3 separate regions of the Mus musculus genome follow, and regions 1 and 3 are each linked to region 2. The links are chromatin loops, found by intact Hi-C in ENCODE. Cell type or tissue: heart. All regions are shown on one strand. Each heading gives the region's core, and the rest is flanking DNA. Links, peaks and the distances in the headings are about the cores only.

Region 1 (10,240 bases), core at 727-8,726, 610 kb before region 2:
TTCCAAGGTTCCTCTCAACAGAGTACCACAGAGATGAGATGTGTATGCCGGGAGACGTTCATCAACCTAACTTTACTTCAGAACCAGTTCTTTTCTTCTGCTAGGTTTTATGAAGAGAGACAAGAGGACGAAGGTCTAATGGGAGACCATCCAGGAGGAAGGCCAAGCTGCAGCCTCTGGAGAGGACAGGGCTAGGAGACAGCTCCTATATCAGCTGTCAGCAAGAAGTCCTCTCTGTAGAGAGAGTGGGGGCTGTAGGCAGATGGCCCTGATTTTTCCTGTTAGGATGGTAGGCAGGAAGACGGTCTAAATTATCTCATTTCTGACACTTGGGGTAGGGCAGGAGATGGGAACTTTTTGAGGATGTCGGCCTTAAACTGGAGGATGCTATTTTCCCGTAGCCATGGAAACATGGCTGGGCAGCATTGGTAGGAGGTGACGACACCACAGAAACCTGTGAACGAAGGAAATTCTATCAGTGTGGGCCTGGCCTCAGGTGGGAGCTGCATCTTCTGACGCCTGGATATTTCAATCTTTGGCTTCTAGGCTGGAAACCAATGGGGCAGGACTCGGGCAGAAGCAGTTGAAATGGCTGTTGAATGTCTGTGGGGTTGGAAGGTGACTATGAGTCAGTTTGAGTTTGCAAAACATAATCACCCAGCTTTTTAACTCAACCGCTTTTACTTGGTTGGTGATGAAGATGCCGGGCCATTACGTCAGAACCAGAGGCAAAGCTCTCTAAAGGCAGTTTCATCACTGCAGGGGGGCCTAGGGAGCCACAGCACCTGGTGGGCGCGCATCCCGTACGGGGAGGGGACACCTGGGAAACCCTGGCTGTCCGCGTTGAGTCAGCAAGATCCTAAAGCTATGCCCCGCCCTGGCCGGCCGCCGCAGCCTCGCGGACCTCGCGTGGCGTGGGGCAATTAGGCGCGGCACCCGCCCGCTTGGCTGCGCGACGCGCGGGGGCGGGGACGCTGTCAAAGCGAGGCCCAACCAAAGGACCGCGACTTGTATTCTCTTCTGAAAAAAAAAAAAATAAGACCTCATGATCCTGCCACGACAAAGCGTTGGACAGTAGGTGGGAGGGGTCTAGACTGGGTGCCTCACGCCCGATGCCGCAGCGAAAGGACGGGCTGAGTGACTCGAGTGGCAGAGCGGGAGCGCGGCGCGGCTCGGGGCTTTTGTGTGGCGCGGGTTTCCTAGCAAGACTGACAGCAAGACGCTCTGAGGTGTTCAAGGGAAGGGGACGATTTCTCCGTCAGACCCCACCGCCGAGGCTCGCGGGGATCTTCCCGGAGACTGCTCGCTCGAGCCAGCTGGGGCGTGGCACCAGGACTTTCAAAAAACCCGCACAAGCCGAGAGCAGAATGTGTCGTTTGCTTCTTGCGCGCAAGCGGAGTCGCGCCCGCCTTCCTCTGCCCGGGCGCACCGACCGCCTTCGTCTCTAGCGCCCTCCCGGGCCCCGGGAGAACAATGCCGGTCCTCTCCGCGCGCAGGAAGAGGCTGGCGAGCACAGCTGGGCCGCGGCGGGGAAGCGGCCCCAGCCTGGCAGTCCGGTGGGTTCCTCCTTTAGGCCCAGAGCCGTCCTCAGACCGTGGTCGCGCACCGATGCGGCCTCGGGGGCCTACGTGCAGCACCACACGGAGAGGGGCAGGCCGCGGCCCGAGGCTGCTCCCGGGACCTCCGGGAAGAGACCTCCACCGATGTCGCCCGGACCCTGGCGGGGCAGGCCAGTCCCCCAGAGTCTGCGAGTTCGGGGCTAGAGCGGTCAGGCCTCTGGGCCGGGTCGAGCCCGGGCCGCCGACGGCTGCGTCACGCGAGGGGGCGGTGCTGCCACGGGCGGAGGCCAGAGCCGGAAGCGGAAGAGGCGCTCGGAGTGGGGAGTGGGGCCTAGCCGCAGCCGGAGCCTGGGAGACGGTGAGTGTGGGCCCGAGCCCGTGGCCGGGCAGCTGGGGTGAGTCGGTGGGGACGGCCACGCCGGTACGGGTACCGTGCCACCCGGTCGGGTCTCGGCTTGGACCTATTTCCCTCTTCGGCCCACGTCAGGCCGCGGTCCCGACCTCTCACCCCTGACCCGCCGCTTCTCTCCCTGAGGGCGGTCACTGCAGACCCCTTTTCTGGTTCCCGCGGTGTTGGAGGCGGAGCTCCAGCGGCCTCGGAGCCGGCTGGGAGGCTTCCCTTTGGGTCCCGCGCCGGCCCGCTGGCTGGGTCGCGTCCGACCTAGGCTATCCTGGAAAGGCTTTCCCTGCCCCGAGCTCGAGGCTTAGCCCGCAGATCTCCTTCGCGCGCCGCCTGGAGTTTGATTCTGGCCCAGGCTGGCCATCCCTTTGGTCGCCGGGTCTTCCCTTGGCGGTTACGGGGAACGGGGCTCTGAGATCCCTGGGATTCGGGCAGAAGGAAGGGACTCGAGTGCGGGCCGCCGGCCCCCTCCGTGTTTTGTTATGATGGAACCGCTCCATCCCGGAGAATGGGCCAGACCAAGCCAGGAGTACAAATGTCCAGGCTGCTCCTCGGTCCGGTCGGGAGCCTCTATGCTTTAGTTCCGGGTGCGGGTGCCCTGATGCTTGGGTGGGAATTGCCAGAGTCTAGCCCCCATCAAGGCGGAGTTGGCGGCCTTCCAGTTTCCCTCCTCCGTGCCCTTGAAAAGGAGGAGCGTTTTTGCCCGGTGGCAGCCGCAGATTGCGAGGTGGCAGGTTTGAGGTTGCAGTGGTGGGGCACTGCCAGCCAAAAATAACCATGGGTCGCTTGGGTGGCAGGAATCCGGGAGGGCAGCCGCTGACCTGGCTGGCTGCTCTTCTTGTTAGCCCGGTTCTCTAGCCAGGAACAGCAAATGAGAAGCCAGAGAGGCCTGTGCTCATAGAAAAATTGGCATCCAGTAACTTGGTCTCATTGGTCACATTGCCTTTTTCTTCATTGTTCAGAGCAGAGCCTCCCAAAGCATAATTGTGGCCTTTACGTTTTAAAAAGCTTCTTTGCCGAGGACTCATGGAATCGGAGAATTTGTGAGAAATAGGCTCAAACGACCTGGCTGGGAGGAGGACATGGGCCACCTGGTAGCTCCCATTTTTCACCTGCCTGGGATGCGTTGCAAGGGAGATTATCTCCATTACTGCCTATGTGTGGTACTTCATGGCCAAAATATTGGGCCATCTTTGCCAGTATGAGAGGTGTTATCTTCATTTTTCAGGCATGACAATTTAGGTCTAGAGTGACTTGTATAAGGCCACAGGGCCAGTAAGTGGCAACACTGGGATCGAGTTCAAGGTTTCCTGCCAAAACTTCCTACCCGGTCCCTTGGAAGGAATTATAAATTAAGGCATTCAACATAGCCCTGAGTGTTAGCCGGAACCTTCTCAGTGCTAATGAAAGGCTGTCTTTAGTACTTCTTGTGGCCCAAACCTGTGCTAGGCTTTTGACTTTATAGGGCAGACATTTAATTCCTATGGAGCCTGTAAGAGATTATTGTTCCCTTGTTTCAAGAGGAGGCTGAAGCTTAAAGTGGTTTAATAACTTGCCTAAAGGCAACAGTGAAGTGGTATTGCTGTGGAGCAGGTTGGCATTCGACTCTGAGGCTGTGACTTTCCACTCAAGTAGACATATGTGGTCATAGAAATCCACTTAGGTCCCAGAAGGAAAATTTTGGTCTGCTGTAGATTAGACCGCATTACAACATCCTCCAGATAGGATGCTTAGGGTGCTCTGTCTGCCTGGTGAGGATGGGCAGGACCACTTTGCCTTTTGGGAAGATGTATGCCTGGCCAGTAGGTTGTCTTTTGGGTCAGTTGGTGAGACATGGGCTACTGCTTTCAGGCTACAGCCTGAGCACCTGTCATAAGGTCATGGGGTGGGGGACATTCAGATAAGTGTGAAAACAACAGTGCCTTTCTTAGGGCTCCCAGAGGTTTACATAAATTGCCTCCCAATCCTGCTCATACACAAGTACCTATTTCATCTTTGGACTGTGCTGGTGAGATGGAGCAGCCTTGATGGATTTGTTTAAAAGGTGCTTGGCCAGGCAAGCCTAGGACTATGCACTACTAGAGGTTGGGTGTGAGCAATTGAAGGCTTGGAAAGCAAACAAGCTGTGCTCTCATGCCTGGCCATCTGGTGGACAAAATGTGAAGGGGCTGGATATGGGTGAAAACGGTGCCAGACTCACGTAGCCATCTCTCTGAACTGGCTGCTGATCCCATTTGGGAGTCTCCGGTATTGGATCTAAGTACTCCGTGGTTAAGGAATACTTGTCCTACTTCCCAGTGTAGACCTACAGCCACGTCTTCTTGGCTCCTTCAGAGATAGGGCACAAGAAAGAGTGCCGGAGTAGGAGGAGCTAGAAGGGATGGCTATGATGCTGTTAAAGAGGAAGCACCTGGTATGGGACTCTAGTTGGTCTGAGGGCCACTAAAATTTGCCTCAGGCAAGCAGCTTAGATACCTGATTGTGGCTCCTTTCTGGGCTGATACTCTGGATGGGTCAGCAAGAGCTGGGCAGGCCTTCTGGGCCCAGGCCCACTTGGCTGGAACCTGATAGGAGTAGGGACTATTGGTGAGACATTGTGTCTTTGCTCAAGGGTCAGAGTTCTCATTTCTACTGTGGTTCCTCACTGACTGAAGAGTTTTGAATTTCTTTGAGTTGAGTCCAGTTCATTGCTTTAGCCAGGCAAGTTTCAGTTTAGTACTTTGGCTCTGTGCCACCAGTTCATTAGCTCCAGGCTTCTAGAACATTTAGGTTATAGGATCCCATAGGCATGAAGAAATTGAGCAAAAAACCTCTCCATTCCTCCTGTCCTTGGCATCCCCGTGGCAGTGCTCAGCATCCCACTACATCTACTTCTGTATCTGGGCCCTGGCTTGCATAGTTTGAGTGTTCAGGCCCCTGGGCCAGGCTGGAGAGGCACCTGTTTGTTTATTCACTTGGCAGAGGAGGGAGTCATCCACCCATTGTCTGCTGTTCTGTCACTGTGACATCAGAGTTCTTCTTTACTTCATAAACCCCTGGGAGGGGCTACCCCTAAACAGAACAATGGGCCTCTTCTTCAGGAGCACCTGGCTGCACCAGGCAGCCCTGTGGCTGGAAGCAGTGAGCTGTGTGTTGAGCAGGGCTTTCTCTTTCTTGTGGCCTAGATGCATCACTGTAAGCGATACCGTTCCCCAGAGCCAGACCCATACCTGAGCTACCGCTGGAAGAGGAGGCGGTCTTACAGTCGGGAGCATGAAGGTCGACTACGATACCCATCCCGAAGGGAGCCTCCCCCACGGAGATCACGGTCCAGAAGGTGAGTGGGATCTGGGTGGGAAGAAGCTTTCCTCAGCTAGATGAGTAGAATGGCCCAGAGCTCTGCTGCTCTCAGGCTCCTTTAGATGGCTGCTTCTGCCCAGCCGCCCGTAGATTCTTGCCCTGACCTCTCTGGGATCCTTGCCTGTGCTTGCTTCCTTTTCCTGGCCTCAACAGAAGTTACCTTCCTTGTCATCCTTTCTTTCTTTGTCAGAGTGGTCTCTCTCCCTCTGTATTTTCTAGGCCAGTACCCTACCCCTGAGTCTTCCTCAGTAGAAGTAGGAACATCACCCTAGCCTTGAAAGACTGGTCCCAAGTCCTATCTAAGTCCCCAGACCAAAGTTACAGTTGTAGCAGCCTGGTCAACTCTGCTATTCTTGGAGGCCTTCCTGTGCTCCCCTTCTTCTTCCTCCCTCTGTGGCATTAGAGGGACACTGTGGCACTAGAGGGACACTGTCATTACCTAAGGCTCTGGAGAATAAGCTTTGTATCTTTGTACCTTCTCTTGCCCTGTTCACTCCCCCTCAGCCTGGATACTTCAGCTCTAACAGGCTTTCCTTGAGAGCCTTTGCAGGGGCCCTGCCAAAGGCCTCTTGCCTGCTGGCTAGTAGGAACCCTGCAGCAGGAACCTGGCTAGTAGGCCTTCTTGACTCATCTTGCTACCCCCTCTTGGCAGCCATGATCGTATACCCTACCAGCGGAGGTACCGGGAACACCGTGACAGTGATACGTATCGGTGTGAAGAGCGGAGCCCATCTTTTGGAGAGGACTGCTATGGGTCTTCACGTTCTCGACATCGGAGACGGTCACGAGAGAGGGCGCCGTACCGTACCCGCAAGCATGCCCACCACTGTCACAAACGCCGTACCAGGTCTTGTAGCAGTGCTTCCTCGGTGAGTGGTGGCCAGAGTGTGCTAATAGGGGCCTAAAGGCCTCACCTCTTTCTCGCTTCTCTCAGGCTAGCTGGTCTGGGTGAGTACTGGCAACCCTGTGTACATACACCATTGTGGGTACACACATGAGGTGTGTGTGTGCGTGTGTGCTGTCTGGTATAGGACTGAGCAAGGATGGTATGCCTTCCATTTTCTGGCCCCTTGCCAGTGGCAACTATAAGGGCTCTGGCTCCGGCGTTGGCTGATTTCCAGCCTGTCTATATCTTTCCACTGTTCCATACACAGGCTACATGGTACACATGATTGGGACACACTTCTCAGGGCTGGTACTAAGATTGTTGTTTGTGGTTTGGGGCTATATGGCCTGGTCTTCTTCACATCAGGTCTGTCCCCATCGGGCCCACCCCATAGCTAAGTGCTTTGATGAGTGTGGATTTGACCTTCTCTGCAGCCTCATCTCCACAGTCCTCCTCTCCCAGAGGACCAGAGTCTGTTATTACCCAATAAAAAGGGGACACTTTACCAGTTAATTTTATTTTTCTTTTTTAAATGCTGGGAGTCCAACCCAGGGCCCATACATACGAGGCAGATACTCTACCACTGAACTGTATCACACCCCATTCCCTACACCTCCTCTTTGTTTTTGAAAGTCTTATGTATTCCAACCTAGCCTAAAACTCATGATCCTTTTCCCTCTACTTCCTGAGTGCTGGGCACCACCGCCTGGCTTCCTAGGCTTTTCTTTTTTTGATATGGGTCTTGAATTTCTGTGTTTACTTTTCCAAGTTGCTGGTCTGTAAGAGCACATCACTTTGCCCTGTCAGTCAGCTCAGGTTGGAAGCTTCTCATCAGACCTCCAGCCAGGCTCTCTTCTACCTTGTTCCTTTGTAGGTGTGCTACTTACGGTAAGGAGAGGCAGCTGTCTGCGTGGTGAGATCCCAGGCCTCACCTTGTTGCAGGCCACTTAAAGACCAGAGCTTGGCCAGCATTCTAGGGTGGTGTGTGGAACAGACCAAGAGCCCACACTGTATTCAATCCCATGGAAAAGGAAGGTCACTCGTGTTTACAAGGCTATGTGCTGTCTTCTCTTCTTCCTGTTTGTTCTCCCCGTGTTGTCCTCCTGCTGGCCAAGCGGCCTCTTAGTAGTGGTGGGTTTGGTGAAGGTATCTTCTCTACCCAGCGCTTGACCTGAGTGGTGTGAGCTGAAGGTTGACTTGCCGGTGAATCAATCATGGCTTGTGGCCTCACACAGTGCCGTATGCTGCCACTGGGTGGCAGTGCAAGTCTGGTGCTCTGCTTATTTTTGGTGCCCTCTGTCGTCGTGGGCTGGGTCTGGCTTAGGAGTGGCACAAGTCCTAAGGCCAGGTCAGGAGCTGGCTTGGGGCCTGAAGGTCGGCCAGCCCAAAGGATCTCAGCCAGGCTCATTTCCTGCTGGAGTTTGGTGGCAGGAGGGCTGCTGGCAGAAGTCTGTTTCTGGTAGTTGGTTAAGTCTGGCCAAGGATGTCATGTGGGGGCAGGTAGTAGCTTGGTTCTACGTGGCAGCTGTTGAATATGTTGTAAGGCTGTGTGGACCAGCAGAGGCAGGCAAAGAAAGGGTGAGCATACTGTTGCTGCTGAAGCCAGGATAGCCCTACAACCTGTCCAGAAGGCTGGACCCAGGTTGGGCCAGCCGCCTTTTTTGCGTCGTCTTCAGCTCTGGCCAGAGTCACGGGAGGGTCAGGGAGGGGGAGACTAGAAGAGGAGGGAGTCAGGGCTGTGGCTGTCCTCGGGGCCTGGCCCCTCTGTGTCATAGGCTGGACATCTTTCTGAGCATTTGTGGCACTCTTCTTAGAGATAATGTCCGAGTTTTCTTACATACCTGTAGCTGTTTTTGCTTTTCTGTTTTGAAGTCAGTTTGTGTCTTGACGTGTCCCTTGCAATATCCCTATCGTTATATATGCTGTGTGCCTTATGAAATGCTGGGATCTGGAAAATCCAACCAACCAACCCACCGGCTCCTCACCGTCTCCACCTCTGCCTTTGACTGACACCTCAATCTGTCAATCGGAACCGCCTACCATGCGATTGGTCGGATGGCGTTTCGGGGGGCGGTGCATGCAGAGAAGCCAACAGAGCAGTAAGCGCAGCAGCCGGAGTGTGGAAGATGACAAGGAGGGCCACCTGGTGTGCCGGATCGGCGATTGGCTCCAAGAGCGATGTACAGCCACCTTTCGTAAAACTTTACCTCTCTACTTTCTACCCCCCTTGTTAGATGAGACCTCTCCTGCGTGGAGGGGCCTCTAGTGCGCGTGGCGCCTTAGTGGGGCCACCAGTAATTGCCTGAATGACACAGACACTAGCAACTTCTGTTTTAAAGAGTGTAGCAGTGAGCAAGAACCTTTGTTGTTTTTGAGGATTTGAATGCTGTGAACTTGCAGGAGCTGCCACCCTCCTACCCTCCAGACTCTCATGCCCAGCTTCTTCTTTCTCACAGATGAGATCGTGGGGAACCTGGGTGAAGGCACCTTTGGCAAGGTGGTGGAGTGCTTGGACCATGCCAGGTGAGCGTGCTGGTACAAACATCCTTGAAAGAGCTAGTGCAGCTCTTTTTGGAGGGCCGCACCATTGCTGGATGTGTTGGGTTTGCTGATCTCATGAAATAAGGGAGGCATCCTTGGGGTTTGACAAGCCTGTGACATCACTACAAGAACTTTTAGCTAGTGTGTGCCTCCTCCCTGGTTACCCACTTCTCAGCTGTGGCATTGGATATGTGGCCCAGTGCTGCATCCCATGAGCTTTTGGATATTTTTGGCCAGGCTTCATCTATCTGGTTTCTTGGGCAGAGGAAAAGGTACATATAAGGTCCTGGGAACCTTTAAAGAATACAAAGGGAGTCAGTGCAGGGCCAGAGGAGGTGGACTTCATCTCTGCCAGCAGGGCCAGGGGCTTCCTTTGAAATGAGTTACATCTATGTTAAAGATAAGACGGCTGTGGGGAGGGACCTTGTTTCAGAAGGCTAAAGTAGTGGCCTCTCCCCTTGGCCAGAAGGTTGAGGATGCTGCTGGCTTGGCCTGATAGTACTTTTGCCCCTCCCATGTCTTCCTGAGAGATCCCAGCCGAAGGAAATGAGACTTTGGCCTTTCTCACCAAACAGCTACCAACTACCCCAGTGCGGCTAGGGTCATGAGTAGTCCATGCTGGCTGGGAAGGCAGTACCTGTATGTGCCATAATGCTGGGGCCAGATCATTCTCTCCAATCCTAGCAGTATAACACTTACTGCTTATCATCTGTCAGCCTAGAGTCTGCTTCCTTCCCTGTAGCTGTATGTTAGAGAGGCAACCCTCTGGAGAGCCAGTTCCTGCCTTAATAATCTCTAATTGCTTTAGTTACAGAGAACTGGTATCCTCATTTGAGCTATGCAGGGCACCGCTTCAGAAATGAAATATGAAGATGCTCGGGAGTTGCCCAAGTTACACCTCAGCCATTGATGACAGAGCTGGGCTTGCTGTTCTTGGTCTCCCACATTAAGTGAGCTGCTCAAAAAAGACCATTGCACCCAAAATCAGCCATCCCCTCAGCTATGAGATGAAGTGCTAATGAGAAACTTCCTCCTGCACCCATTTTCTATTCAACCATTTCTAGGTTCTTCATCATGAACCTAGAATGAGTATAAAGGGACACATACACACAGTCCTGTGACCAGATGTAGACAGGACAGGTCCAGGAACTCTAACCTAGGAAGACAGCTATACTATGGGCTGTCCCTCTTTGAGTAGTTGGGGGTAGGAAATGAGTCCCTGAAGTCACTAAAGGACAGACAAGGTCCTGGGTCCTTTAAGGTAAATGAATGCAAAGGGAGTCAGTGCAGGATCAGTGGAGGTGGACTTCAGCTCTGCCAGCAGCCTGGCAGGGGCTTCCTTTGAAATAAGTTATACATATGTTTAAAGATAAGACGGGGGCCTGGAAGCCGGGCAGTAGTGGCGCACACCTTTAATCCCAGCACTTGGGAGACAGAGGCAGGCGGATTTCTGAGTTCGAGGCCAGCCTGGTCTACAGAGTGAGTTCCAGGACAGCCAGGGCTACACAGAGAAGC
Region 2 (10,240 bases), core at 1,404-9,403:
CTTCATCAGAAGGCTGCTAACAGAATACTGGCTTCCAGGCAGTTAGGATGAGGGTCTCAAAGCCCACACCCACAGTGACACACCTACTCCAATAGGGCCACACCTTTTAATAGTGCCATTCCCAGGGCTGAACATATACAAAGCATAACACCAACACATCTGGAAGCTGCCCCTCTGTACATACACCTAGGAGGACCATGTACAGAGAATAGGTGGCTGCTTCCAAGCCAGGAAACCCCCTCCCAGGGAACTGACCCTGCCTGCACCTGCATGTTTGACCCCCTGAACTCCAGAATTGAGAAATGTGTCTATTGAGTCTGGTGTTTTGTTGCAGCAGCCTAAACAAAGACCTGTAGTCTCCCAAGATGGGAGTTAGACTAGCCAGTTGCTCCTTGCAAAAAGGCTCACTGTAGAGTCAGGGCAGGGAAAACCTGGAACATCTCACTGTGTGAGGAAGCTGTCCAAAGAAGCCAACCAATCTCACTACCCAAAGGGAGATCATTTGAGCATCAGAATAAGCTAGGGACTGAGGCAGGCGGTTGTCCCTCACACCTGTAACCCTAACAATATTCAGGAGCCTGACTGGTGTATTACCAGTCAGGCTATAGAGTGAGTCATTGTCTTGAAGGAAAGAGAGAGAGAGAGAGAGAGAGAGAGAACAGGACAGGACGCCCAGGCTGACTTCATTTAATCCTTTGGCTCAGGGTCCAGATTGGAATTATAGGCAGAAATCACCATGCCTAGTGCCACTCTGAATTTCTGTAGGGTAAGAATTGCATTTCTACGTTTCGGAAGCCCTGCTGCTGAATGCTCTTCCAATAGCTGCATGTGGGGTAAGTACTACAGTGATGTTTGCTTTTGTTCCTTTTTTGAGCTAGGGCTCACTGTGTAATTCCAGCACCTGGAACTGGTCATAAAGGCCTCAATTGCTTCTGCTTCTCAGCACTCCCAGCTGCAATGCTTTTAAAGGTGTTGGATGCAGCAGGATGCAGCAGGGTGCAGCAGGGTGCAGCAGCGAGCCCACTTCACTTTAATACTCCAAACTGTGGTCGGGGGTTTCAGGACTTCAAGGTCATCCACGGCAATATTCCGGCCTGACTGTGTGACGTGAGACACCATCTTTAATTAATTAAATTGGTTACTTAATTAAATTAATTAACTAATTAACGAATTAATTAAAAACCTGGGCCTGTAGAGAATGCTGAGCGGTTAGCACCGGCTGCTCTGTGAGAGGACCCACGCTCCATTCCCAGCTCCTCCATGGCAGCTCCCAGCTGTCTGTCACTCCAGTTCCTGGAGATCCCGTGTCTTCCCTAGGCCAGAACTATATGCACATGGTGCACACATATACATGCAAGTTCAACACTCATACACATGAAAGAATTGTTAGGAAGGAAAACTGTTTACAAATTCCTAAGTTCAAAAGGACAAGGAGGAAAAAGCACCCTTAAAGCATACCTATGCAGTTTGTCACTATTGGACACAGTCGCTGCACCAAAATCAGTCTAAAAACTGGTTAAAAGCACCAGGTATGGTGGCGCAGGCCTTTAAACCCAGCACCTGTTTGCTAACACACTTTTTTTTTTTTTTTTTTAAGTAGAGACAGTATCTCTGCAGGCTGATTTTCTAACCACAAAGTAACATAACATACAGCATTTCTATCAAAGATGCTACAAATCAAGAAAGCAGACATGGGGGCCAAAAGGATGGTTAAGAGTACTGACTGAGCTGGGCGTGGTGGCGCACGCCTTTAATCCCAGCACTCAGGAGGCAGAGGCAGGCGGATTTCTGCGTTCAAGGCCAGCCCTGTCTACAAAGTGAGTTCCAGGACAGCCAGGGCTATACAGAGAAACCCTGTCTCAAACCCCCCCTCCCCAAAAAAAAGAAAGATCTTGGGGCTGGTGAGATGGCTCAGCAGTTAAGAGCACTGACTACTCTTCCAGAGGTCCTGAGTTCAAATTCCAGCAACCACATGGTGGCTCACAAGTATCTGTAATGAGATCTGATGCCCTCTTCTGGTGTGTCTGAAGACAGCTACAGTGTACATGTATAAATAAAAATAAATATATAATACTTTAAAAAAAACATAGTCAGCATGGGTGGATTACACCTTTAATCTCAGCTCTCTGGAAGTAGAGGCAGGAAGGTCAACCTGATCTACATAATGAGTTCCAGGACAGCCAGGGCTACATAAAGAGGGAATTGCTATCCACCCCCACCCTCCATCAAAACAAAAACAAAGTCATAGTCAGTAAGGTGAAACTCATTTTTACAGAAATTGCAAATAGTTGCTATATAAGTATTAATAGAATACAGCCTGACACAGTGGTGCACACCTGTAATCCCAGCACCTGGGAAATGAAGGCAGAGGATTAGGGTCCAAGTTCAGCTTTGCTATACAAGCAAGTAAGATACAGGAGACATCAAAAAAAGGAGTAGGAAGAGGGATAGGAGGAGAAGGAGGTCAATATTCCACAATTGCTAAGTAGATCTCAAGTGGGGAGCTAGGCCACTGGTACAAACCTACCATCCCAGCTGCCCCAGAGGCTGAAACAGGATTTTGGGCATGGTCATAGGGTCTTCCTGGGGAGGCTTCTTAGTGAACTCACTAAGCAGCATTTGCCCAAAATGGCTACACCCTCCAGAACAAAGGAGAAAAGGCTAAAGGGCTCTGATTTCTCATTTAACCTCTCTGTAGCCTTGTGGCTCACATCCCTAATCTCAGTACTTGAGAGGCTGAGACAGGAGGATGGCAGTTTTCACAGCTTACTAAAACTGTTGTCTTAAAATAAATCTTTTTTAAAAAGGTTGGTGATAGAGCTCAGAGGTAGAGAGTTTGCCCAGAATTCACAATGCCCTGGGTTCAATCCTCGGCCACAAATAAACAAAAAATGTTGATTGTGGCAAATCATCAAAGGTTAGAAACCTTTGGATGAAGTGTTGATTAGGGGGTCCCGTGAGATGGCTCAGTGGGTCACTGTCCCCAAGCCTGGTGACCTGAGTTTAATCTCTGAGGTCTGCATAGTGAAAGGAAGAATGAACTCCGGAAAATTGTCACCTGACCTTCACAGATACACACTCCAGGGCACATGTGAACCCCACCCCCACATGGTAAAAAGCAACATTAAAATGTTAAGCTGGGAAGCCGGGGAGCAGCGGTGCACACCTGTAGTCTCAGCACTCGGGAGACAGAGGCAGGCAGATCTCTATGAGTTGAGGCCAGCCTGGTCTACAGAGAAAGTTCCAGAACAGCCAGGGCAAGGGCAGAGAAACCCTGTCTGAAAAACCCAAAGAAAAAGGGGGAAAAGCTGAAGCAGAGACAGGTGGATCTCTGTGAGTTCAAAGCCAGCTTGATCTACAGAGCCAGTTCCCAGGAAAGCCAGGGCTACATAGAGAGTCCCTGCATTTTAAAAAAAGATTTTAAATGTTGATGTGAAAGTGGATATTTGCATGGTGGTTGAGAAACAATCACAGGTACATACCCAGATGTCCTCCAGGCGTAAACTGCATAAACAAAGTGGCTTCTGTACAGGAGAGAATATTTGAATTTCACGAAGAATGAGCTACTGAGAATAACTACACGGGCAAATTAGGGAGCAGAAGATAAAATATACTCCCTGATTTGTGACAAGAACAGTTAACACGGGCCAGCAAGATGGCTCAGGGGTAGAGGCGTTTGCTTTCTGAGGTGGGAAACCCATGTTATAGCCAGCATCTAGAACCTCAAAACTCCTCTTAAATGGAGAGGGAGATGGGAGGTGCAGGCGGGAGAGCTGTTCAGAAGCTCTGGGGCCAGCCAGCCTGGAGTGCAGTACAGCAGCATAAACAAGAGAGGCCTGCTTCAACTGGCCAGAGAGACCTGACTCCGACTTCCGCATGTGCACTGTGGTACATGAATACCTCCCACACACACACACACATCATATACACAGCACAACGACAATAAAAAAGAATCCAACAGAGAGTTTGCTGTACAACAGTGTTAGCTACAGACCGCATGCTGCACTTGCTCATCTTAGGCAACTGGAACTTTATTCCTACTATCAACCTCTCCTCCCCTACCCCATCTTCAACAATCTTTCTCCTCACTCTGTGTGTCTGATTAATGTGGACTTCTCACATAAATGGAATCTCAGTGTTTGTCCTTCTGTAACTGACCTACCTACCACCTAGCATAATATCCTCAAAATCACCTATGCTGCTACCTGTGGCAGGCAGTGTATAATATTCCACTCTGCTTATATTCCACACGCTGTGTTTCTTAAGACATTTTTATCATCTCCCTCCCCACCCCATGTGTGTGCGAGCTTGCTAGTTCATGCTTGAACACGTGAGTACAGCCGCCTGATGAGACGGGAAGCCTGTGGAGGCCATTCTCATTCAAACCACGACAGTGGCCCTTTCCTATCATCCCAGTTCTTACTGAGGAGGCTGAAGAGAAGATCAGGGGAAGCTGGGAACCAGTCTGAGGCCCAGGACAATGAGGAATACATAGCAAGACCCTCTCTTTAACCGTCCTCTCCTAAAAAATATAAGAAATGAGTAAATGGGTGACTGGAGGAACAAGAGAAATAAGTGTGTAAAAGGGTGAGTCTCCGCTGTTGGTCAGCACAACGCACCTGCAGAGGCTTTCTTTCTCTTTTATACGTTTTAATAATGCTGCTTCCATCTCCCAGGGACGTTTGAGGCTTAGCCTCACCAATGTTTCTCTCCTCTTGTTCTCCCCTAGCCTACCCATCACCACTCACCCCTGCGGCAGCCACACAGGCCTTCCTCAGCTTCTGTTCCTGAACTTTGAATCGATCCCTTGTGCCTGGCAAAAGGTATCTTGCCGACACTTTTTTTTTTTTTTTTTTTGCCTGAGGTTGTGACAGTCAAACCAAGCTTTTGTGCCTAACTCCTGACTTTACCTAGTGCTGCCCCAGATATAAGCCCCTGTGGTATTGCCGGATGCACTCCCCCCTCTCGGCCCCCTAGCTCCCGCAGGCCGTGATAAAGTTGTTTATATGTTACATCTGACTGCTCATTGACACGGCCATCTTGGGTCCCCAGGGATTGTTTATCTTGCACCTGTGTATGCCTCGCATACAGCTGCTTGTGGCTCTACACAGCGCCGTTTCCGGCTGCTGGCGTCAATCCTGGCCAGGCTAACTGGTGACTTCAACTGCAGACGCAGCTGCGACTCCGGGCACCAGTTCGGAACAAGGCTCTGCTCACAGTTCTTTCGTCACCTCCGGGTTACGCGACTGCTCCAAAGCTTGCCCAACACCCGGGATTCTCATAAATAAGGAACTCCATTCCATACTGCGCCGCCTGCCTGAGAAAACTACATTTCCCAGCAGGTACCAGAGTGTCTCTAGCCTTTCCCAGCGTGCTCTGAAGTTCGGCAGACTGCTGGGATTAACCCCTTACTGGCTGCTGCCTCAGGTTGAGCAGTAACCAGAGCAGGTATTCATTCAACTTTAATGGGGGCGATTCGGGGTCTCAGTAAAGGTGAAGATCTAAAGGATCTGGGAGCCCGGGAAAGACAGAGAAACCAAAATTTTGTTGGGTGTGTGCGCTATCTCACACCTCGCAAAACTAGGACTCTGAAGGTTTTCCGCAAACCGAACCCTTTTTGGTGCCAAGCCCCCAACGCGTCTACTTTAAAACCGCCCGTCTTCCCTACCTACCTTCTCCTCAGATCTTGCTAGTAGCAAAGCGCGAGGTGAGGGATAGAGGAGGGTGGTGAGGACAAAGAACGAGAGCCCTGTCCTTCCTGGCACCCCAGGGATCCATGAGAACAGGGCTGTGCACAGATTGGAGCTTACCCTTCTCCTACTTCTGCCTCCTGTCCTGACAAGAAGGCAGCCGGGAGAAAGCCTCTCTCTTCTGCCTGGGTGACCATGGCAGGCTAGGTCAATCCCATTGGTCCAGCGCACATTTGAGTTTCTACCTCCATGGATGTAGACAGATTCAGGGCCTGATTGAGCTGTAGTGGATGAGTGACCCGAGCTTTGCCTTGGGTGCCGTGAGGTGCTAGAACAGATGCTGAGTAGCTTTGAACTTTGGGAGCTCCTAAGTTAAGATGTGGATTAGGGAGAGAGAAGGCCTCCTTCAAACTTCCTACTGTGTGTGGGATGGGAGGCAGCAGGGGCAAAGGCCAGGAGTTGGGGAGGAACAGGTTTGTAAGTGGGTAGGAGGGATTGGGGGACACAAGGTAATAGGCTCCAGCAAGAATCTGAACTGTATTCTAAAGCGAGGTGTGGAGGCCATGGAAGGAAAGCACCAGTGAGCAAGACAGCCATGTGCCTCCCAGCTTCAGCTTCCTGGTACCCAGTACCTTGGATGGGTGGCCAGGCCACCATTTCTTTGCCTATCCTATATGGCGCTATGCCTCTCTGTGTCTCTGACTTTTCCTCTGTACAAACTTGGTAATAATTCCTACTGAACAAGACATTTCTGGCACGACCTGTTGTCCTCTTCCTACTACAGGGCCCAGCCATTCCTCCTTCAGAATGCCAGAGGGCCCAGAGCTGCACCTGGCCAGCCACTTTGTGAATGAGACATGTAAGGGGCTGGTATTTGGTGGGTGTGTGGAGAAGTCCTCTGTCAGCCGGAACCCGGAGGTGCCCTTTGAGAGCAGTGCCTACCACATCTCAGCTTTAGCCCGAGGCAAGGAGCTGCGCTTGACATTGAGCCCCCTGCCTGGGTCCCAGCCCCCTCAGAAGCCACTGTCCCTTGTCTTCCGCTTTGGGATGTCAGGATCCTTCCAGCTGGTACCCGCAGAGGCACTGCCCCGCCACGCCCATCTACGTTTTTACACAGCCCCACCTGCTCCCCGGCTTGCCCTTTGCTTCGTAGACATCCGTCGCTTTGGCCACTGGGATCCTGGGGGTGAATGGCAACCAGGCCGTGGACCCTGTGTCTTGCTGGAGTATGAACGGTTCAGGTAGGCCTGGGTATGTGGAGCACTAGACCAATAAGAAACAAATCCCAGCCCTCTACTAAGCCTCAGTCCCTCATCTATCGAGATGGTGTCTATGAGAGGGCAGCCCAAAGGAGGGAGACCAGCCGGAGGTCTGAGGATACAGAAACAGCATCAGGCTTTTGTAGTACTTAAGAAACAAGCTTGCACAGTGGGGAGAGGATAGCCTAGTGATTGAGTTTCTGAGTCAAGTTTTGGTTCTCTGTTCTGACTGCTTACCTGTCTATGTCCTGGGGCTTCCTCTGTGACCGTCCCTGTCATCAGAACCTGCCTCTAAAGAGGCAATAAGGGTCTCTGCTGTGAGACAGGCTCTGTAGGGGACAGCAGTGGGCAAAGCAAACTTTCACCACATTGATGACGTGCGGGTAAGATGGGGCCAGGAGACTTTGGCCAAAGGTGGGGATCTCAGGAGGCATGGCCATTCTAGGGAAGTGACCTTCAAGCTGGGGTTTGGCTGATGGAGACTGGGAAGCTGTTTAAATCTTGGAGGAAAGCCTTGCTGGCAAGAACTTGAGGGGTGTAAGCCTGGAGAGGACCTGGCCCGTTCTCATTTTCCTCCCTGGAAATAGATGATGTGCTTCTGCGGAGCCCTACACTTGGTCACATCTCTGGTGTCACAGAATAGCCCTGGGTTATTGTTGCTTGGTCTTTTCTGGGAAGTTGGGGACCAAAGGCTGCTTGGCTGCTGGTCCTGTTAAGTCTCTTGATAGACCTCAAAGCTGTTTGCAGTCCACCGGCTGGGTGCCTTGGGGATGGAGGGCAGAACCACACTGGAGCATCTACTTTTTTTTTTTTTTAATCCTCATCACACTCATCCCGCCACCTTCTGGTCCTTCACACTTTGGGGTCAGGGGGCTGAGACTGGACTTCACTCTATTCCAGGATTTGCTACATCCTCATGGCAGTGGGATTACTGTCTCAGCCTTCCCAGTGTTAGGATTACAGGTGTGCTGCCACGCCTTGGCACATCACACCAGGCCTGTGTGTGTGTGTTTGTGTGTATGTACACATGTGCACACACGCGCGCGCGCGCGCGCGCGCACACACACAGGGCCTTTTTATGTAGCCCTGCCTGGCCCCAAACTCGCCTCTCTTCTTGTCTCAGCCTCCCAAGTGTTAGGATTTACAGGTGAGAATCACCATGCCTGGCTGAAAAATAAACTTAATCCTAGATTTTTTTTTCCCATTTAACAAATAGAAAAACTGAGGCTCCAGCTGCCCAAATAGTACGGAGACCAGAGGGAGCTGGAATGGTTTGTCCTTGCACTCAGGATCAGACTCCCCAGCTCTTCTTCCCAATCCTGGGATGTAGGATGGGTCTCATGCATCCAGCCTGTGTCCCTGCAGAGAGAACGTACTTCGGAACCTATCAGACAAAGCCTTTGACCGGCCCATCTGTGAGGCCTTGTTGGACCAGAGGTTCTTCAATGGCATTGGCAACTATCTGCGGGCAGAGATCCTGTACCGGTCAGCAGACAGGCTCTGGGTACAATGGCTGGGGTGGGACATGGGTGACCACATCCACTACTTAGCATGGGCCCTCCCCACCACTCCAGGCTGAAGATCCCTCCTTTTGAGAAGGCTCGTACAGTTCTAGAGGCCCTGCAACAGTGCCGGCCGGTGAGGACAGTGAGCAAGCATGTGTGTGCTGGCTCTCCTGCTAGAGTGGGTGGCAAGGGTGTGGGTAGAGTCAGTTGTGTCTGCCTTAGCCCACCATGTGTGTGGAGTGGGTGTAAACCACACTAAAGGTCTTGCCAAGCTTATAGAAGTCCATTGTGTGTGAGTACCCTGTGTTGACACCTTGTTTCTGCCCATACCCACCTTTAGAGCCCAGAGCTGACCCTGAGCCAGAAGATCAAGGCCAAACTACAGAACCCAGACCTGCTGGAACTGTGTCACTTGGTGCCCAAGGAAGTGGTTCAGCTGGGTGAGGCCTGGGGAGGTCAAGATGGCCGGCGGCCTCTACCTTAGCCTCTGTAAGGTGCTGGACAGCTGTCCTGGCTCAAGGGATGGGAGTTTGTTCAACAGACCAGGTCTCTTGGCAAGTTTCCACTTTCTACCAGCCTTCTATGCAGCAGGTGGGGTAGAGATTTGGCCTTGCTGATGGAGAGGCCAGGACCCAGAGCGGGGGAACACAGGCCTAGTCACAGTGAGAGGAGGCAGTGTGGCCTGGATCAGGTTGAACCAGGCTCACTGTTCCTCCCACCCCACACGACCCTCTCACCTCTGACCAGTTCCTCTGTCCCTCAGGGGGCAAAGGCTATGGGCCAGAGCGTGGAGAGGAGGATTTTGCTGCCTTTCGAGCCTGGCTTCGGTGCTATGGTGTGCCAGGCATGAGCTCCCTGCGAGACCGGCATGGCCGTACCATCTGGTTCCAGGTTCGAGCCCTATACTCATATTGGCGAATGGAGACCCCAGGGAAGCTGGTGGGATAACAAGGTAGAAGCTAGAGGTCTGAGTCACGGAGAGATAAGTAAGGATATGGCCTTGCCACTCCAAGTAAAACTGCCCCTTCATCAAACCAGGTTGACTCCAGAGTTGTCTCCATTCCATTTCAGGGTGATCCCGGACCCTTGGCACCCAAAGGTAAGTAGCTCATAATGTAAGAAATAAAGAGCCAAAAACCCCCATGGCTTTGGATACCCATCCTCCCACCCCTCTCCAGCCTTGGAATCACACTGCAGTAAGAGTCTAGAGAGGGGCTGAAGCCCTTGAGCTCTCTAGCTCCAATAGAACATTCTACAGGGGGCAGATCCCAAAAAAAGAAGTCACAGGAGACACAGCTGGGGGCTGAGGACAGGAAAGAGGTATGGCTGCCACACCTGCCTCTGCACTTGCACTGGCCAGGCCAATCATGGGAGGGTTGGGGCCCAGTGGGTAATGTCAGCAGTCGGCCCTAGCGAACATGTAAACTGCTAGAAGAAAATTCAGTAAGGACCATTTCTACCCAGGACCTTCCACTTTCAAGCAAGTCCGTTTCCAGGATGCGGAGGGCCAGGAAGCACCCTCCTAAGAGAATAGCTCAACAGTCTGAAGGGGCCGGCCTCCAACAAAACCAGGAAACCCCTACAGCTCCTGAGAAAGGGAAGAGGAGGGGGCAACGGGCGAGCACAGGTGAGCATCCTTCTTGAGCCGGGAAGAGGGACCCCTGGGAGTGGCTCTCGAGGGAGGACGGGAGATAGTGCAGGGTCAACAGGGGGAGGACACACAGTCACTGCCTCCCTTGCTCTCCACACAGGCCACCGCAGACGCCCAAAGACTATACCTGACACC
Region 3 (10,240 bases), core at 1,351-9,350, 290 kb before region 2:
AAAGCCAGGCACCGTGAGCTGTAATCCTAGCGCTCCTGTGGCAAGATGGGAAATGGAGACAGGAGACCTGTGGGCCAGCTAGCCTGATGCACACGGTGGCAGAAAAACCAAGAAACCTTGTCTTAAACTAGGTGGAAGGCAAGAACTGAGACTAGAGGTTCGTTCTCTCTCTCTCTCTCTCTCTCACATAGACACACACACACACACACACACACACACACACAACACACACAGACACACAGACACAGAACACAGAAGTCTGAGTTACTTACTCCGTGAGCTGATTTTTCTTTTCTTTCTTTCTTTCTTTTTTTTTTAAAGATTTATTTATTTTATGTATGTGAGTACACTACTGTAGCTGTCTTCAGACCCACCAGATGAGGGCATTGGGTTCCATTACAGATGACTGTGAGCCACCATGTGGTTGCTGGGAATTGAACACAGGATCTCTGGAAGAGCAGTCAGTGCTCTCAACCGCTGAGCCATCTCTCCAGCCCCCAAGGAGGACTAATTTTTCACAAAAGGATCCTATCTGTTTCCTGAATAGCTGCCCACCCAATTTTTTAAAACATTATTATTGTTTTGTTGTTGTTGCTATTGTTATTATTGTTATTTTTGGCTTTTTAGACAGGATTTTTCTGTAGCCCTGTCTGGCTATCCTGGAACTCACTCTGAGGACCAGGCTAGCCTCGAACTCAGAAATCCACCTGCCTCTGCCTCCCAAGTGCTGGGATTAAAGGCGGGTGCCATAGTGCTCAGCTTCAATTTTTTTTTTTTTTGAGATAGGGACTTATGAAACCCAGGCTGACCTCAAACTCAACATGTATTGAAGAATTACGTGCCATTGTCTCCCCAAGGGCTGGGGTTACAGGCGCGTGGCAGTTACCGCTCCTGGCCTTTTATTTATTTTTATTTTTGTTTTCTAGACAGCCTCTTAAATCATGATCCTCCTTGCCCCTTTAGGGCTTGCAGGGTGCAACACTGTGCCCTGCGTGCTGTCCTCTGCTTAACCATTCCCTGTGGTTGCTTCTGCAGGTTCATAAGTTCTACCGGGGTAGCGGAGGCAGTTTCAGCAAGGCTCAGGAGGAATGGACCACTGGAGCGTGGAAGAACCCACATGTGCAGCAGGCAGCCCAGAATGCAGCCATGGGGGCTGCTCAGGGTGCCATGAATCAACCGCAGACTCAGTATTCTGCCACTCCCAACTACACGTACTCCAATGAGATGTGAGCCAGCCAAGCCCACCAGGAGGCAGGGCTGGGGGCCAGTGGGACAGGGGGCTTAAGCCACATCTTCTGTGTGGTGACCAAGCAGGGTTCCCCCTTCCCTTTTCTCCTCCCCAACTTTGTACAAAGAATCAGAGTTATATATATATATATATATATGTGTGTACGTATATGTATATGTCTATCCCTGCCCCCACCTTTGGGTCCTCTGGGAACTTTGCACTGCACAAGAAGTGTTTTCTGTGCATTGGTAGCCAAGCCTATGTCCCCTTGTGAGATAATGTACAGTGGCGATCTCTTGTTGTGGTGCTAGATGTATGTTTAGAACTAAACCAGCCCCCTCCATCCATCAGGTTGTCCCCTCTGACCCTGGCCCAGAGACTCCACAGGCCAGGGGGAGGCCTAGCAGGGAGCCAGATACCTTGTGCAGGGTGATGAGCCTAAGCTATTTCTGCCTTTAGTCCCATTGGGAAGCAACAGTATTAGTGTTCATGGTGATAGGCAGGTTCTAGGCGATGGGACAGAGAGGATGTCCCCTTGCTCCCTGTAGTCCTCCCTCCACCTCCTCTTCCCCTCGTTCCTCCCTCATTGTGAGATTCTTTGTGCTCATTTCCCTAGCTGGCTCCTCCGTGATCTTTTTCCTCCCCATGTAGCTTTTCGTTGTCTTCCTAAAGCGGGGTGTCTCAGTTATGTCTGCTTTTAAGACTACCCAGATACCCCCAATCCGCTCCCCAGTTCCAGGAAGCTGACATGGGAGCTCAGCCAACCCTGACGTGGAAGGGGCACCCAGCTTGGGGATTCTGAGCCCATTTGGTACTTGATACGGGGGAGGGGGGGGAATGGAAATGCAGAGCTGATCTCCTTGATTCTGCAAGCCTGGCCCGCAGAGGCAGGCATCTCCTTTTCCCTCTCCTGGCTTCCACCCCTTGCTGCCCAGATCCACCTTGAGCCGCTCTGCATTTCCCGCTGGCTTGTATGAGGCACTTGCCAGGTGTAAAGGCCGTGGTGGAACAGAGGGCATCATTGGTCGCTGGGGGAGGTGTGGCTGGCCCCAGCTCAGAAGGGCTTCTAGCTTCTCAAAGTGACCACTGGATTCCTGGAAGGAGTAGCTGTTCTAATTGAGTCTGGCAGAAAGGATAGAGGTCAGAAGGTTAGGTCTGAAGGGGGAAGATCTGAGGAGAAGTCAAATAGGACCCATTGAGAGGGTAGTTCACCTCTCCAGTCTCCCTTGTCCTGGCTACAGGACACATTCTGCAGAGATGCTCCCAGGCCCAGTTCAAGCTGCAAGCACAATGTCCTGAGTAGGATTCCTGGTTGGCAGGAGGAAGGGCAGGATGGCTCTGCCTTTAGTTTTTAGTTTAGTGTTCTGTCCTTCCCTCCTCTTCCATTCACGAGAACGACAGGATTCGATTCCAGGCCTTTCCTTAGTTCTCTTAGAACCCTCATCTCTCTCTAGACTGATCTTAGTTCCTGGGACTGTATCTTTCAAGCAGGGTGTGGACATTGTCTGGTATCTTATTCCTCTGCATGAGGCCTGAGGTGGGTAGGCCTTACCAAGGAGCAGCTGGCTGTTTCTCATCTCCTTGCAACAGAAACCCACCTAGGCTAGGGAGACTGGAAAACCATACCACATTGGTTTGCCTTGGACCCTAAGACTTGGTTTCAGGCCACCTTGAGCTTTGATTTTTCAGCTTCTTCCTTGTAAGAGAATCCAAGAGTGTCTGGAAAGTTCCTTTCCTGTTGACTCCCTAGGCTTAGTTGATTCTCTCCCCTACTGTTTTCTCTATGGAGAGCAGTTGTCATAGCTCCTGCTACCCTGAGAGATTCTAGGGCTAGGCTCTTCCTCCTCTTCCCTTCTCCCAGCTCCCTTTCTCTTAGTCCTCTGTTACTTCCAGGAAAGCTGTGATCCAGCTGCCAGCCTAGCATCCACAGCTGTTGGGTGTTACCCCCAGTCAACTTCCTGTCCTATCGGCCTCTCCTCTTTCCTGGCTCACACCTATTGGCCATGCCTGGCACTGCCCTTGGGAAAGCCTGTCACCAGTGTCTGGCCCAGCTGCTCAGGCACTGGGATGCTGCATCTTCAGGCAACTATGCACTTTGATGAGGAGAGAGTGAGAGAGATGGGGCCGGGCACAGATGGTTTGCTTGAGGGGTGGGAGGGCCTGGTGGATGCTGGGAGTCCTCCTGTCTGTCGCCAGCCAGTGACCTGCTTTTGCATTCTCCTGGTGCCCACTGCCCCTTGTTTCTGAGAGACACAAACTATCCCCTCATTGGCAGTTGACCTGCCCGAGCCAGTGTCTATCTGTGTAACTGGATGAATATAATAAAGGGATCATTTGACCCTGTATGTCCCTCTGTGTTACTTGTCTCCATGTGGGTCTCAATGAAGCCTTGATGTGGGATGTGAAGCAGGGTTGTGGAATTGAGTTGAGTGGATCTGTGATGCCAAAAACCATGTATTTTGTGATCCTTCCTCTGAAGCAGCCCTGAGTAGGCCATGAAGTAGTTGCCACAACTACCAGTTAGGAAATAGGAGTGGCCTGTAACACTGAGTGAGGCGCATGGCCTGACTGTGTCTGTGACTTAGGGTTTCCATTGCTGTGAAGAGACACCACGACCAAGGCAACTGTTATAAAAGGATAACATTTAACTGAGACTGGCTTGCAAGTTCAGAGGCTCAGTCCAGTATTGTCAAGGCGGGAAGTATGGCAGCATCCAAGCAGTCATGGTGCTACAGAAGCTGAGAGTTCTATAACTTATTCCAAAGGCAGTCAAGAGAAGACTGGCCTCAGGTGGCTAGGAAGATATATTTGCCCACCCCCACAGTGACACACTTCCTCCAACAAGGCCACACCCACTCCAACAAGGCCATACTTCCTAATTGTTCCTAATTCCCTGGGCTAAGCATATTCAAACCACCATAGCCCTTAGTGTTAGGACTAGAAGACTGGCCTTCCTTAGCTCCCATGGTGGGTCTCTTGAAGCTGATTGAGTGGGCTCAATGAACATGTAAGTTCTTGAAATTTCTGATTGCTGCAGGGTAATGACTACAACGATTCGAATGTGCCTAGGCTTTGCCAAAGATGTGCTCTCTAAGAATGTTGTCTAGATCCTCTGTGATGGTCATCTCTCAAGATTCCTCTCAAGTAGCAATGGGCACGGTAGCACACCCCTTTGATCCCAGCACTTATGAGGCAGAAGCTGGCAGAGTTCTAAGTTTCAGACATGCCAGTTATTGAAAGAGAGAGAGAAAGGAAAGAAAGAAAGAAAGAAAGAGAGAAAGAAAAGAAAAAGAAAGAAAAGGAAGGAAAGAAAAAGAAAAAGAAAGAAGGAAAGAAAGAGAAAGAGGGAGAGAGAGAGAAAGAAAGAAAGAAAAAAAAGAAAAAAAGAAAAAGATTGCTCAAAGTGAGCCTTTCAATGTCGCGGCTCCCCTGCCTAATGTGGCTTTAGCCTTGCACAGGGAGCCCCAATGACTACAACTCCCAGAAGCCACAGAAATAGACCACGACTCCCAGAAGGCCATGCGATCACTCGCTTTCTCTGGAGTCATTTAGAGCCGGAAAGGCGCCTAGATACCGCGATACTTGCGGGTATCCTGGAGCTGGTGAGCAGTGGAAGGGGCGGGAAAGCTGTGTCGGTGGTGCCGCCGGGTGGGGCGGTGGGAGAAGCTCCTCTGGTCGCTGTGGGTCCGCGTGAAGGTCCATGTGTAATGTGTCAGATGTGGGGCTATAGGTGTGACTCCAGTCTCAGAATTGGGGGCTATGCAGCTGCACCGGTGCCCGCAGATATCATGCTCTATCCTTAGTTTAAAAGACACCCACACTTGACGCTTACCTTTGAAAAACTGCAGCATAAGGTGCCCCCCTCCCAAAGATTTAGGACCGCCCCGAAATACAAACTTTTTTTTTTTTTTTTAAATTACGTTTATTTTGTAAGAGGGGTGGCTGTCACAGCGTGCGTGTTGAGGTCATAGGACGACCTGCAGGACTCAGTTCTACCCTGTAAGTCCCGCCCTCATTCAGGGCCTCAGACTTGTCTGCAAGCTACCTTGCTGAGCCAACGTGCCTCAAATTGTATTTTATAATCATAAACGAGAGAAAGGAGAACGCTGGCAGTATTTAGATGCTTAAACCCTAAACTTGCCGAGTGGCATTTCAAATTAGAGTTAGAGCAGTTTTTGTCAGAAAAAAAAATGTCACCGTCACCGACGTTTGGAATATTGGAAGCCAGAACTAGATAGTGGGCAGGAGAGATTCCCAGCTGCAGGAAGTGATGCGTGTTTGGGAGCTGGGGTCTTCTGCTTCTTTCTAGCAGCTGGGAACCAGCAAGGCTGTGATGTATCTTCCTGACACGTGTCCTCAAGAGGTGTACAGATGAAACTGCAGTAACTTTAGAGGCAAACATGCCTACTTCCGGTTTGAGACATCCATTGGAAAGCCAAACATTTTGGCTGCAACCAGCATTCCTTAGGTGCAGTGTGGTCACACTTTCTTGGCTACAGTCTTGCCCGTATCCTGTGGTCACATTTTCTTGGCTACATTCTTGCCCATTCTATTACTGGTAGGTATACATGGAAATTTTATACTTTGTCCTTGATTAAACTGAGAGAATTATAGTCTCACACAGAGGCCTCTTTCTCTGCTGTGTATGTGTTCTCTCTGTGTCTCTCTTAAATTTCTCTCTCCCTTCCCCTCCATTCTCCCCCTCGTTTTTTTCTCTTTCCCTCCCTCTCCTCCCTCCCTCTCCCTCTCAGGGTCTCACTGTGTAGCCCTAGCTACAGGACTTAGTATGTTCGAATCTCAACTCCTAGAAATCTGTTTGTTTCTGCATTCCAAGTGCTGGGATTAAAGGCATGTGCCACCAAACCCTACTTTTTCTTGAAATATACATAAGACTAAGTGTAAGTTCTGTGGTTATAATAAAGGTCAAGTAAAAATATGAAAAAAAATTGTTCCCTGCATATGCAGCTTAGAATATAAGACTGGTCTAGGTAGCCAGCGCATCAAGTGTATCCCTTGTATGTGTACCTCAGTCTATGAGGGTGGGAAGAAAAATTAATCTGAAGTCCAAGGATGGCCAAGAGTGACTCAAGCTCGACTCTGGAGGTTGAAAGGGAACATTGCACCATGTGATAAAATAAGCTTGTTTTTTGTTTTTTTCTTGGGAGGGTCAGTAGTGGTGGGAGAGAATCAGATATTATAATGTTCAGATATTATAATGCTGGACACTTCTGGACCAGCATGATAGGTCAGGGAATGCAAACATGTACAGCCTTATCTTGGTCTGAACCAGTGGGCTCTGTGGTTAAGATGGAGGGTGGTCTACCATCTTAACTGTCTGCCAGAGCTAAAGGAAGTGTGCAGGAAAATCCGTGCTCTGAAGCATCAGAAGGGGCGTTGTTAACCAGCTAGGAAGAAGCACAGATAGGGACCGTTTCTACGTGTGCAAAAGTTTCTCTCTGGCTACTGTGTTTTGGAAGTTATACTTATTACATAAGCAGAGGATCTTTGTGTCTCTCTGAAGGAGAGAGAAGGCGCAGGTTTCTGGCAGTGCTTTACCTTCACGGCTGGCCGCCCTCATCCCTGAGCTTAGGAATCACAACCCTTCAGTCTCATAACCCGCTGCCTGCTTGTCCACTCTTCTCTGCTGTTCCTGTGAGTGACAGGAACCCAGGAGGTAAGGTACTGCTTCTAGTCATCCTGACTGTGTTAACAAATAAAACATTTAAAAGTCAAAAGGCGTTAGTGGAAACTGGATGGAGAAGGAGACTAAACTGGCTGGAATTTGATCTTAGAGAGCAAACAACCTTTTGCTACCGGCCACCTTTCCTGGGACTCAGGATGAACAAATCAACCTTGCTTCCAAATGTGGGCTAAATAATCTGGTTTCTATTCTCTCTCTGTGTATCTCTCTCTGTGTGTCTGTCTCTGTCTCTCTATCTCTCTCTTTCTTTCTATCTCCCCCCAAACCCTTCGCCAAGAAGAATGGTTTTGGTCCTGAGCAAAGCTTGGGCCTCAGAACAAATGATGTTTCTTGGGCCGCAGAACATTGTGCCTTCTGTGGAGAACAGCTGAGTGAGCAGCAGAGTCCTGCCTCCAGTTTAGCCGACAGCTTTCTGTAACATGACTCTTAGGAATGTTATCTTTTTGAGGTCCAGGGACTGCACATGGAATTGTGCGTCTTTTTTACAGGACTCTCCTGTTCTTGCCACATTTGACTGAAGAAGGACAACGGGGTCAAGGTTTGAGGACTGACAGGTAAGTTTTCCTGGAGATTCAAAACTGTGCTTTTCAACAAGCATTGGGGCTCAAAGTTCTGTCAGTTTGAGGGCAGCCTAGTCTACAAAGCGAGTTCCAGGACTGCCAGTGGTCTGTTACACAGAGAAACCTGTCTTGGAAAACCAAACCAAAAAGAGAAAAATAAAATGGATGTGCTTCTTATGGAGCTGGAGAGATGGCTTCTGTTCTGCTCTCACAGAGAACCCAAGTTCTATTCCTGTCTCTGTGTGTACACCGAGTCACGTAGCTCACAACTGCCCAGTACTCCAACTTCAAGGTGACCGGATGCCTCTGGCCTCAGAGCACCTACATTCAAGTGCACATACTCACATGTACACACATAATTTAAAATAATTAAACAATAACAAAACCCAGACCTGTCTCTCACCTACTAATGATGTACTCTGGGAGAAGCTGGTAGTAGGTCCCATGGACATTGTCAGTTGTTAACAGCGCTCCCCAAACTTTGGGTGGGCTCATGTCTCTTAACAAGCCTGGTCCTGATTACAGCTCTTTATTGTAGCAAGGATTCGGTATTGGTGGTAGGGCTTGGGTAGAGAGAAGGCGCAGTGGTTAAGTGAGCTTTCTCTTGTAGAGGACCTCCGTTCAATTTTTTTAGACCCGCGTGGCAGGTCATAACCACCTATAACTCCAATTCCAGAGGACCTGACACCCTTTTCTGGCCTCTTTGGGCACTTTTCACAAGTGATGCACAGACATACATGCAGTCAGAATACCCACACACATGAGACATACATGCAGTCAACCGTCAGACAGACCTAAACAGTGCCCACACACATGAATAGTGAATATATAAAGTAGATCTTTAAAAAGTACTGGCAAGGTGAACTTTACGGTTGGGAGTTGTGCCTAGGGAACTAATCTGTGCTTAACCCCTTTGAGATGGGTACCTGGAATCACCTCAGCTCTAGTGGATATATACCTAAAGGTTACAGGCAAATGCAGAGAGGCCCCCTGTGGTTACCCAGGCATGGAGGGAGCTGGAGCTACTGGGTTCTCCTCCCGTGGCTGACCTTGACCTTTCATAGAAAGAGCCACTTAGCACCATCTTTTGCATTGATTCACGCTGCACTGGATGAGGCTTCAGAAATCAACTGTTCCTATGCCTTTCATATAAGTAAAGGGTTTGGGGGAGGGAATGATCCTGACGCAAGATCACACACCAGGTCAGGAGTACAGCCTTGGACAGGACCCGGGACTCTTGCTTCCCAGGGCAGGTACTGTGTACTGTTTATTCATCCAGCAGATAATCAGGGCCGTGATGGTGAGGTAAGAGGTGGGTGGTGGTTAATCTGGTCATCCTTAGGGAGATTGCTGGTAGAGGAAGAAGCAAAGGCAAAGGCCTGACGTCTAAACCGCGAGAGATCATTGAAAAGGTTCCATGGAGAAAAGGGCCATCCCGACATCCACAGAGTCCCTAAAAGCAGCAGTGCTGTCTTCCACACTTCTCTGCTCAGGGTTTGGTTCTCAGTGACTGTGGCTGATGGAGCGAGGTGTGCTGGCCCAGCCTCCAGGGTAGAGGTTCTGATGTGAGCATCAGCCGGAGGAGGAACCCAGTCAGCTGCTCCTGTGGAGTGGCCCACTGCGTCGTATTTGACTCTTAGAAGTCAGTTTGTGTTTTGGAACTCAGCCTGGTGCACAAGGATGGGACAGGCTACAGAGCTGGCTCCAGACGAATTCTCCTTGCCTGTGGTTCCAATCCACTGGCATCCAAGTACCTTGTCCTCTCTGTCTGCTTCACCAGCCAGCCAGCCAGGCACACCCCAGTAACTCCCCCCGGTCTCGGCCCTCTCACACATCACCAGCACCGACATTGCTTTCTCACAACAAAGCACCAGGTTCTCACCTCCCTTGATATTCTGGCCCAGATCTGAGGGACCATGCAGCCCGGCTGGTCCCTCCTACCCCTCCTCGGGACTCTTCAGCGTCTCTCATAACTGACACCGTGTTCTCTGCCATGCCATTCTCCTTCAGACCTCTGCACTTTGCAGGGTTATTCCATTTGAAGTCATTTCTTCTTGCCTGAAAAAGTGCTCATCCTTCAGACTCAGCCTGAACGGTACCTTTATGTGACACGGTCTCTGAGACAGTCCCTGGGCAGCCATGGCATAGGTATGGCTCTTAGAGCAGTGTATGGAGAGGAGGCCTGACTTGGTCATCATACCGCGTGCTCCCAGAAGCTGGGACTTTTAAAGCCCACAGCAACTCCGGCATTTAGATGGCCTAGGGCATGCCACATGCCCCTTGTTCTGTGACTGAATGAAGAGGATGCCCTTTCTTCTCTTTTAGATTCTAGACCCAGGCTTCCTCAGCCCCCAGAAAGCCACCAGACCTCACATGGAACCAAAGGCCCCATGCCCAGCCGCCGTCCCCTCAGAGGAGAGGAAGTTCCGTGTTCTTGTGGGCGTCACTGGCAGCGTGGCCGCTCTGAAGCTGCCTCTCCTGGTATCTAAGCTGTTGGACGTTCCTGGGGTGAGTATCTTCTCAAGATGAGTGCAGTGGCTTCTGGCACTAAGGAGTCCTGCGTCTGCAGGGCATGGGATTTTCTTTCCCCTTAATCCTGGTCTGTATAGAAGGAGATCCTCTGTGTGTGCTGGTGAGTGAGGCACACAGGAGACAGACTAGTGTATAAGATAAGCAGGAGCTAGATTAAGTGAGATGGTGTAGGCAGGGTGTGACCCCACACACTGACCCTGAGGGCCCGTGACAGCCTGT

What was found. Peaks named below come from ENCODE experiments on the same cell type or tissue, not always from the same donor. Only the 100,000 strongest peaks of a DNase experiment are listed, where the experiment ranks them.
Region 1: a loop joins it to region 2, with 15 times the contacts of the local background. A loop is called at or near these places in 2 of 42 quality-filtered maps.
Region 3: it touches region 2 in a loop (4-fold over the local background); 6 of 42 quality-filtered maps call a loop at or near these places.

What each region holds. Positions count from the first base shown.
Region 1 is chr9:57,756,751-57,766,990 of GRCm38, reverse strand. Clk3 (CDC-like kinase 3) reads left to right here and starts at 1,877. Exons shown (of 13, transcript NM_007713.5): 1 at 1,877-1,917; 2 at 5,124-5,275; 3 at 5,951-6,167; 4 at 8,268-8,364; 5 at 8,641-8,707. The coding sequence starts at 5,124. In heart, for the core only: CTCF peaks have their summits at 1,467, 2,307, 4,112, 7,431 (motif pointing right) and 1 weaker place; DNase peaks (open chromatin) are centred at 1,020, 1,820, 2,630, 7,520 and 4 weaker places; H3K4me3 peaks cover 4,172 bases; H3K27ac peaks cover 4,364 bases.
Region 2 is chr9:57,143,292-57,153,531 of GRCm38, reverse strand. It overlaps Neil1 (nei endonuclease VIII-like 1 (E. coli)), which reads left to right and starts at 5,227. Exons shown (of 10, transcript NM_028347.3): 1 at 5,227-5,448; 2 at 6,475-6,931; 3 at 8,315-8,434; 4 at 8,524-8,587; 5 at 8,795-8,894; 6 at 9,218-9,345; 7 at 9,526-9,553; 8 at 9,713-9,774; 9 at 9,919-10,081; 10 at 10,206-10,240. The coding sequence starts at 6,498. In heart, for the core only: a CTCF peak has its summit at 5,299; DNase peaks (open chromatin) are centred at 5,261, 5,781 and 6,881; H3K4me3 peaks cover 2,077 bases; H3K27ac peaks cover 1,853 bases.
Region 3 is chr9:57,434,660-57,444,899 of GRCm38, reverse strand. It overlaps Ppcdc (phosphopantothenoylcysteine decarboxylase), which reads left to right and starts at 4,786. Exons shown (of 7, transcript NM_176831.5): 1 at 4,786-4,830; 2 at 7,418-7,483; 3 at 9,815-9,997. The coding sequence starts at 9,863. Scamp5 (secretory carrier membrane protein 5) reads left to right here. Exons shown (of 7, transcript NM_020270.3): 7 at 1,036-3,573. The coding sequence ends at 1,230. In heart, for the core only: no CTCF peak of the experiment used is centred there; a DNase peak (open chromatin) is centred at 4,789; H3K4me3 peaks cover 1,171 bases; H3K27ac peaks cover 3,491 bases.